Regions from separate parts of the Mus musculus genome. Here region 2 is linked to region 1. A link is a contact called in ENCODE POLR2A ChIA-PET data. All regions are on one chromosome and are shown on one strand. Each heading gives the region's core, a stretch centred on a gene start or an enhancer-like site at or near the end of the contact. The rest is flanking DNA. Distances are from core to core; before and after follow the strand shown.

Region 1 (3,121 bases), core at 354-2,853:
CAGCTTACTTTCCCCAGCCAGATCTTTGGTTTAAGGTCACAAACTTACCTAAGTGCACCTGCGATCTTGGCCACACAAGGAGAGTGACTCTGTGGGGAAGAGGGCTGGAGATGTCTTAGCTATCCTAGCCTGACCCTGTGGGCCCTGGGTATCCTGCCCACAAGTGGGAATGTTGGGGATCTACTCAGCAGCCTCCCCCTGCCTTACAGCTACATGACAGTGCTGTTTTATTTGAACAATGTCACCGGTGGGGGTGAGACCGTCTTCCCTGTGGCAGACAACAGGACCTATGATGAAATGGTAAGGGCCAGTGAGCTGTTATTACTCTTGGGCTGGTAGGGCCTTGGGCAAGTGTGTACACACCCTTCCAGAGCTGGGACGAGGGCACATCTGCCTGTTTTCCCTCCAGCCAACCTTGGCTGCCTGGTCCTGCAATGGCAGGCAGTCCACAAACAGCCTCACCTTGTTGCCTACAGAGTCTGATTCAGGATGATGTCGATCTCCGGGACACTCGAAGGCACTGTGACAAGGGCAACCTTCGTGTCAAGCCCCAGCAAGGAACTGCAGTCTTTTGGTACAACTACCTTCCTGATGGGCAAGGTGAGGGCTTTACTCATGGCCAGGTCTTGGGCTTCTCTGAGGGAACTCATCTCTCCCTCCTGCTCTCCTGGAGGACTGTTCCTGTCTTCCATAGCCAGGGATTTCAAAGCACAGTAGCACTAGTACAGTATCTTCGGTTATCTCCGCCCACCGTCCTTGCGCACCAGCCTTCCTGCTGTCTGGGGCAGGGAAACTTCTCTCCACAACCCAGGCTGGGAAGAGCTATAGCCAAGCTCAGAAGCAAGGAAGCTTGGTTAATTTTAAGGGCCAGTATGTTGACCATGCCTTAGTGGGTGAGACGCCAAGTCCTTCCATGGGGATTAGATGTGTGCACAGCTCAGGCTGAGCCAATCTAGGGTTTTCCCCTCCCTAACTTGTCCTTTGTTCATGTCACCTTCTTACCCCAGGCTGGGTGGGTGAAGTGGACGACTACTCGTTGCATGGGGGCTGCCTGGTCACCCGCGGCACCAAGTGGATCGCTAACAACTGGATCAATGTGGACCCTAGCCGGGCACGGCAAGCCTTGTTCCAGCAGGAGATGGCTCGTCTGGCTCGGGAAGGTGGCATGGACTCACAACCCGAGTGGGCCTTGGACCGAGCCTACAGTGATGCCCGTGTGGAGCTCTGACGCAAGGCCCTGATGCGAATCACCCGCTGCCCAACGTCAAAGACCCTGCAGGTCCTCTGTCCTACTGCAGACTGAAGTTCTGGCCGACCTCTTGCCCTAGCCCTCCCTGCCTGCAGCCGCGATCAAAGGCGCAGTTCCTACATTCACGTTATTTATTGGTGTACAGCCTCCATGCTGCTCCGTTAAATAAAACTACAGGGCTTCCAGCCAGGGGCCGGCGAGCTAAGCGCCCGCTTGGGGGAGGGGAGGCCCACCGCCCCTCCCGGCTAGTCTCATGTGTGTGTGTGTGGGGGGGTGACTCTGATCCGGCCAATCAGGAGCGGGATCGCGTGGGGGACAGGGTCGTCATTGGACGTCCGCAGCCCAGCGCCAGGGCTTTGCTACCTGTAGCTAAGGGCTTCGGAGCTCTGCAGCGCGGCTCTCCAGACGGCTGGTTCTCGCGAGAACGCAGCTCTCTTCTTGTCCGTGGCAGCCACAGCAGCTCCAGGAACGTCATGGACGCTTTCGGGGACTATGTCTGGCCGCGGGCGACTTCCGAGCTCATACTCCTCCCGGTTACGGGTCTGGAGTGTGTTGGGGACAGGCTGCTGGCGGGTGAGGCTTGGTCGGCTCTAGTCGTGCTAGCGGGCGAAGAACTAGCCTCTCCCTGGGTGGTCGCACCGGACAAAGGGATGCCCTGGGGAGGAGGATGGGCAGCGGGCTGGGGACTGGCGAGGGGTGGGAGTGGGGGGAATAAGGCAGGTTCGGAGGTGGCGGGAAACACAGGCCGGCGGAGGAGGGCGGGGCTCGAGAGACAGTGGCAGCTCTTCATAAATTGCAGCCAGCTTGGAAAGGGTGGACAGAGACGCTTGAAGGTGTGGGGGACGCAGTCGTTCCATGTTGGGGGAGGGACGTTGCACCCTCAGGTGAACGCAAATGATCAAAACCCCTGGAGAGGAAGAAAAAAAAAAAAAGGGCAGCCTCAGGGGGTGTGGCGGGAGTGTGGCTTCTGGAGAGGGTTGAAGCTCCGCCCCCAAAGATGAGGGGGCCAAAAAATTGCTTTCTGAGTAGAGCAGTATCCAGAGAGGCTGGGGCTTAGGTTCCTCTGGAGAACCAACTGGGGGGTCTGAGCCAACTGGGTTAGTAATCACATGTCTCAGTGTCTGGTGGTAAAGGTCTGAGATGGCTCTGAGGTGCCAAGTGTCCTGGAAGCAGTAGGGCCTGATGCGAAGCCATCCTTTGGTGATGGTGGTGTTGGGTTTTACAAGGACCCTTGGCACTGACAATTAGGCCTTGGGTCAGCCATTATTAGCCTCAGCAGGGCTGCGTGTTTGTCTTGTGGTGAGGGTATATTCTAGAGTTGATGTGTGTGTGTGCGTGTGCGTGCGTGTGTGTGCAAGTGCAAACATTGGGTTGCTCCAGTGAGCTAAACTCTCTGGAGGTGGGACCGGCAAACTTCAGGAAATGAAATCCGTAGAATTTTGAAGAAAGAGACATTAAGAGAGGAGTAAGGTAATGAGGAATCCTGACGAGTCCGAGGAGGAGGAGATCGTGGGAAACAAACGGCTGCAAGATGACCAAAAGGGAGCTGAGAGTCCCATTCTAGAAAACGTCTGTGGGTTCTATACACATGTATGGGGGTGTAAGAGATTCCCCGGGAAGTATGTGGATTTGTATAGAGGGAGGCCCTGGACAAGCCCCTCTTGAGCACAAGTTAGGAATGTTCCTAACTCAGAAGACGCTAGCTTTGATTCTGCTGTGTTAAATGCTGTCCAGGTTCTTAATACCTGCACCTCATCTCTCCTCCCAAGCCTTGTTGCTTTTAAGTCTCAGTCGCATACAAAGGACGATCTCACAGCTGTCCAGGGGTGGGGCCAGAATGCAAGCCTCACCCCTGCCTGCCAAAGTGTGGGC
Region 2 (3,382 bases), core at 307-2,806, 110 kb before region 1:
TATGTTAATAAAGCATAAGTGGAAGCAACCGAGGAAATAAAATTGCTCTTTGACAGTCTTACTTAAATCAAATGAGTAGAATGTTACTTGTATACTTCCCTGCAATCAACACTGGAATCGAGGTATTGATTATGCTCGCCAGTTTGATTCAATTGTTTTAACCATATCGAAACTTGGAGGAGGAGGAGGAGGAAGAGAAGGAGGAACGCATAATTAACTGGACACGAATAAAATGGCATAACTGAAATTTCCTTTACATACTTGAGCAAAGGGAGAGAGGAAATATATATATAGGTAAAACAATAGTGAAAATATTGATAACTGTTGAATGTGAGCGGCAGGCAGTATTGGGGGAGGAGGTTCAGCTACTGAATGTGAGTGACAGCATTTAGGGAGGGGCTCAGCTCATCGTTCCTCTTATGTGTATGCTTATAAGGTTTTCATTGAGGCAGAGGTAGATAGTTGACCCCAAGTTCGAGGTCAGCTTGAACTACCTACTGAGTTCCTGCTTAATCAAGGCGATCGGCCTCGTCTCCAACAGTTTTCAGCAATAACTCTTCCAAAACGGAATTCTTTGCAAATGAAATGATCATCCGGTTTATTCGGGGCGAGCTGCCGGGTGCTGGTGCTCTTGTCTTCGGAAAGCAAGCAGGCTATGGGGTCTAAGGCAAAGAGGCAGAGCAGCTTCTGGCGGGACCGACTCAAGCTCCGCGCCACCACGCGGACCAAAGAACGCGCACGCTTCATTCAAGGCAGAATCTGACAAATCACTCTCCGTGAACGCTCGGGCTCAGAGAACCGCGGAGCTCAATTTGGAATGCTCACACGCCGGGGAACCCAAGCAGCTGGGCTGGAGAGCTCTCGGGTCTCGGCCCAGGGTAAGGCCGGGAGCCGAGCCCAGGGCACCCCTGGTCGGCCCTCGGGTCCCTCCCTGAACCCTTCACTCGGTGCCCACATCGCACCTCGGCCTTGCCCCGCCCGCCTACCTTCCAGATCGGCATCTTCCGAGTCCGAGTCACTCTCCCCGTCCTCCTCGATGACGGGGACTGCGCTGGACTCCTGCGTGTGAAAGGTCGTCGGGGAGACGATGAACGTGTCTGATTCCTGGCGGCGGGCCTCGCGCAGGCGTGTGAAGTACTCCACCGCGAAGTCGACGAGGTCGGGCGGCTGCTGCCGAAGCACCTCCACGGTGTAGCCCTGCAGCAGCTCCGTGAGCCCCGCGGGGATCTGGATGTGGCTCATGCCTGCGACGTCCGAGGGGCCCGGCGGGTCCGGGCGGCCGGCGGCTGCAACCTGCGCGCTCCCTCACGCCGGCCTGTCACTCCGCGCCCGCGGTCTCCCGCGCGGCCCGTCTCGGCCTTCCTCGCGTCGCGCCTTATTCTGGCCGGGTCTGAGTTTGTTGTGCGGGCCGCGCGACCCTTCCGCTAGCAAGCCAGCCTGGCGCCGCTGCTGTTGTCACCCGGCCGCAGCCGCCGCCGCTGCCGCCGCCGCGCCGCCGCCGCCGCGGGGACCGCCGGGCAGGCAAGCTGGACGGGCGCGGCAGGCGCCCGGGTTGTGACGCACGCGGCCGCGGGCGTGCGCGTCCCCGGCCAGGAGCTGGCCCAGAGTGCGCGTGCGCCGCTGAGCCTCCCGCTCTCGGAGCAGCCCATGGTCAAGGTGCGGGAGGCCCCGGAGATGAGGAAAGAGTGGCCCGGCTGCGAGGCGGGCTGGTTAGTGCGTCTCGCCTGGTCACAAAAACCTTTCACTCATGCTTTCGGAGCATGCTGCGAGCCTCTTAAAGGAGTGCCAGGGTCACTGAAGTGACACAGGACCACCTCACCTTGACCCCTGCTCTAGTGGAGGGCCAGAGGGCTTACTCTAGGGAACGACATTAATGCTAAGCCTAAAGTACTGAGCAGGTTTGCCCAGAGAACGATCTGGAGGAAAGTCCTGTACAACAGGAACAAAGACCTAGTCAAGTCAGAAGAACCACCTTGACTGACAGGTAGAACGATGCGTGCCTGACTGCCTGAGGTCCTAAGGAGTCTAATATGACGTCGTGAGATGTCAAAGGGGGAAGGCTTTGTAGGAAGTAAAAGTTTCAGTGAGATAGTCACTTGTGAGCCTCAAGCAGAGAAATAACCCTGAAAGAGCTCGCTCAGCCGATTGTGGGCAGTAAGAAAGCAGAATAATGCCAGGAGCTGGACAGACCTCGGGGCTTGTTCCTCCTTTTGGACACTTCCATCTTGGTCTTCAGGCCTAGACTTAGAGTCCTCCTTCCTCCCCACTCAACCCTGGGCCACACTACTTGGTGAAGTTGAGCAGACCACAGACCGTGTTGTCTTTTGCCTTTGGGAAGAGGGCAGAGGTGAACTAGAGAGGCACCTGCTGTTCCTCAACTTGTTTCCTCCTGTCACCAAACTTGAACAAAAGAAGTTACAGACCTTTCTGGAATATCCAGCCTAGGTGCTGGCCAAAGAGCCAGCGAGAATACTGTTCTCCCTCTCCCTGCCGGAACCAGCCAGCAACTCGTGAGCTTGGGAACCTGAAGGGTATTGGGATTGTTAAGCACCACCTGGTAATTAACCAGTATTAATTAAGATCTCCACTAGCACCGCCCATAAAGGCCTGGCACAAACCCAAAACCTCAGGCTGCTGGGAACTGAGCTGTGTATGGTGACAGGGGAACACCTTACTGAGGTACTCAATGTAGGGGCCAGTCCAGGCTGTAAGCTAGGTAGACCTGAGACTACAAACAGCTATGTGTCCCTGAATGTATGTTGAGTGGCGGCGAAGCAGTATCCAGCATGCTGGCTGGAGGCACTGACAGCATACTTGTGAAGACTGAATGAATGAATGAATGAATGAAGAAGGAACAAATGATACATTTCAGCAACAAAAGAAGCAGAAACTGCTCTCCTGACTTCAGTCTCATAATATGTATCATTTCTTTCAAAGCTGCTACATAATTCAAGTCTAGCCTGGGTTACATGAAACTATCTCAAATCAAAAACAAAAAAGCAAAGCAACACAGTGGAGATGGGTCTTCTCTTGAGCAGACTGGCTCTTTTTGGGGGGGTATGGGAGGAGGGGAGAGGTTGTTGGTTTGGTTTTTCAAAACAGGATTTCTCTGTGTAGTCCTGGCTGTTCTGGAACTCACTTTTTAGAGCAGGTTGACCTTGAACTCAGAGATCTGTCTCCTGAGTGCTGGGATTAGATGTGCACCACCACGGCCCAGTCTAGCCAACTCTTAAAAGTTTTCCAGGATTCAAATCTTGCCATTACAATCCAAAAAACCTAGATGTGACCCCCCCCACCACTGCACCATATTACCAAGGGAATTGCCTCTCTGCAAGCAACCCTACAGCCAAGCTTGTGGAAAGGTAAATTCACAACTCCAAGT

What was found. ChIA-PET counts read pairs that join two places held with the same protein, here RNA polymerase II (POLR2A).
Region 2: POLR2A ChIA-PET joins it to region 1 with 12 read pairs in embryonic stem cell. The contact joins the promoter of Prkar2a here to the promoter of Wdr6 in region 1. POLR2A ChIA-PET finds 5 or more read pairs at or near these places in 3 of 5 experiments (Patski and embryonic stem cell).

The regions. Positions count from the first base shown.
Region 1 is chr9:108,577,195-108,580,315 of GRCm38, reverse strand. It overlaps Wdr6 (WD repeat domain 6), which reads left to right and starts at 1,603. Exons shown (of 6, transcript NM_031392.3): 1 at 1,603-1,822. The coding sequence starts at 1,723. It overlaps P4htm (prolyl 4-hydroxylase, transmembrane (endoplasmic reticulum)), which reads left to right. Exons shown (of 9, transcript NM_028944.4): 7 at 210-300; 8 at 477-600; 9 at 1,008-1,454. The coding sequence ends at 1,228.
Region 2 is chr9:108,690,317-108,693,698 of GRCm38, reverse strand. Prkar2a (protein kinase, cAMP dependent regulatory, type II alpha) reads right to left here and starts at 1,556. Exons shown (of 11, transcript NM_008924.3): 1 at 987-1,556. The coding sequence starts at 1,242.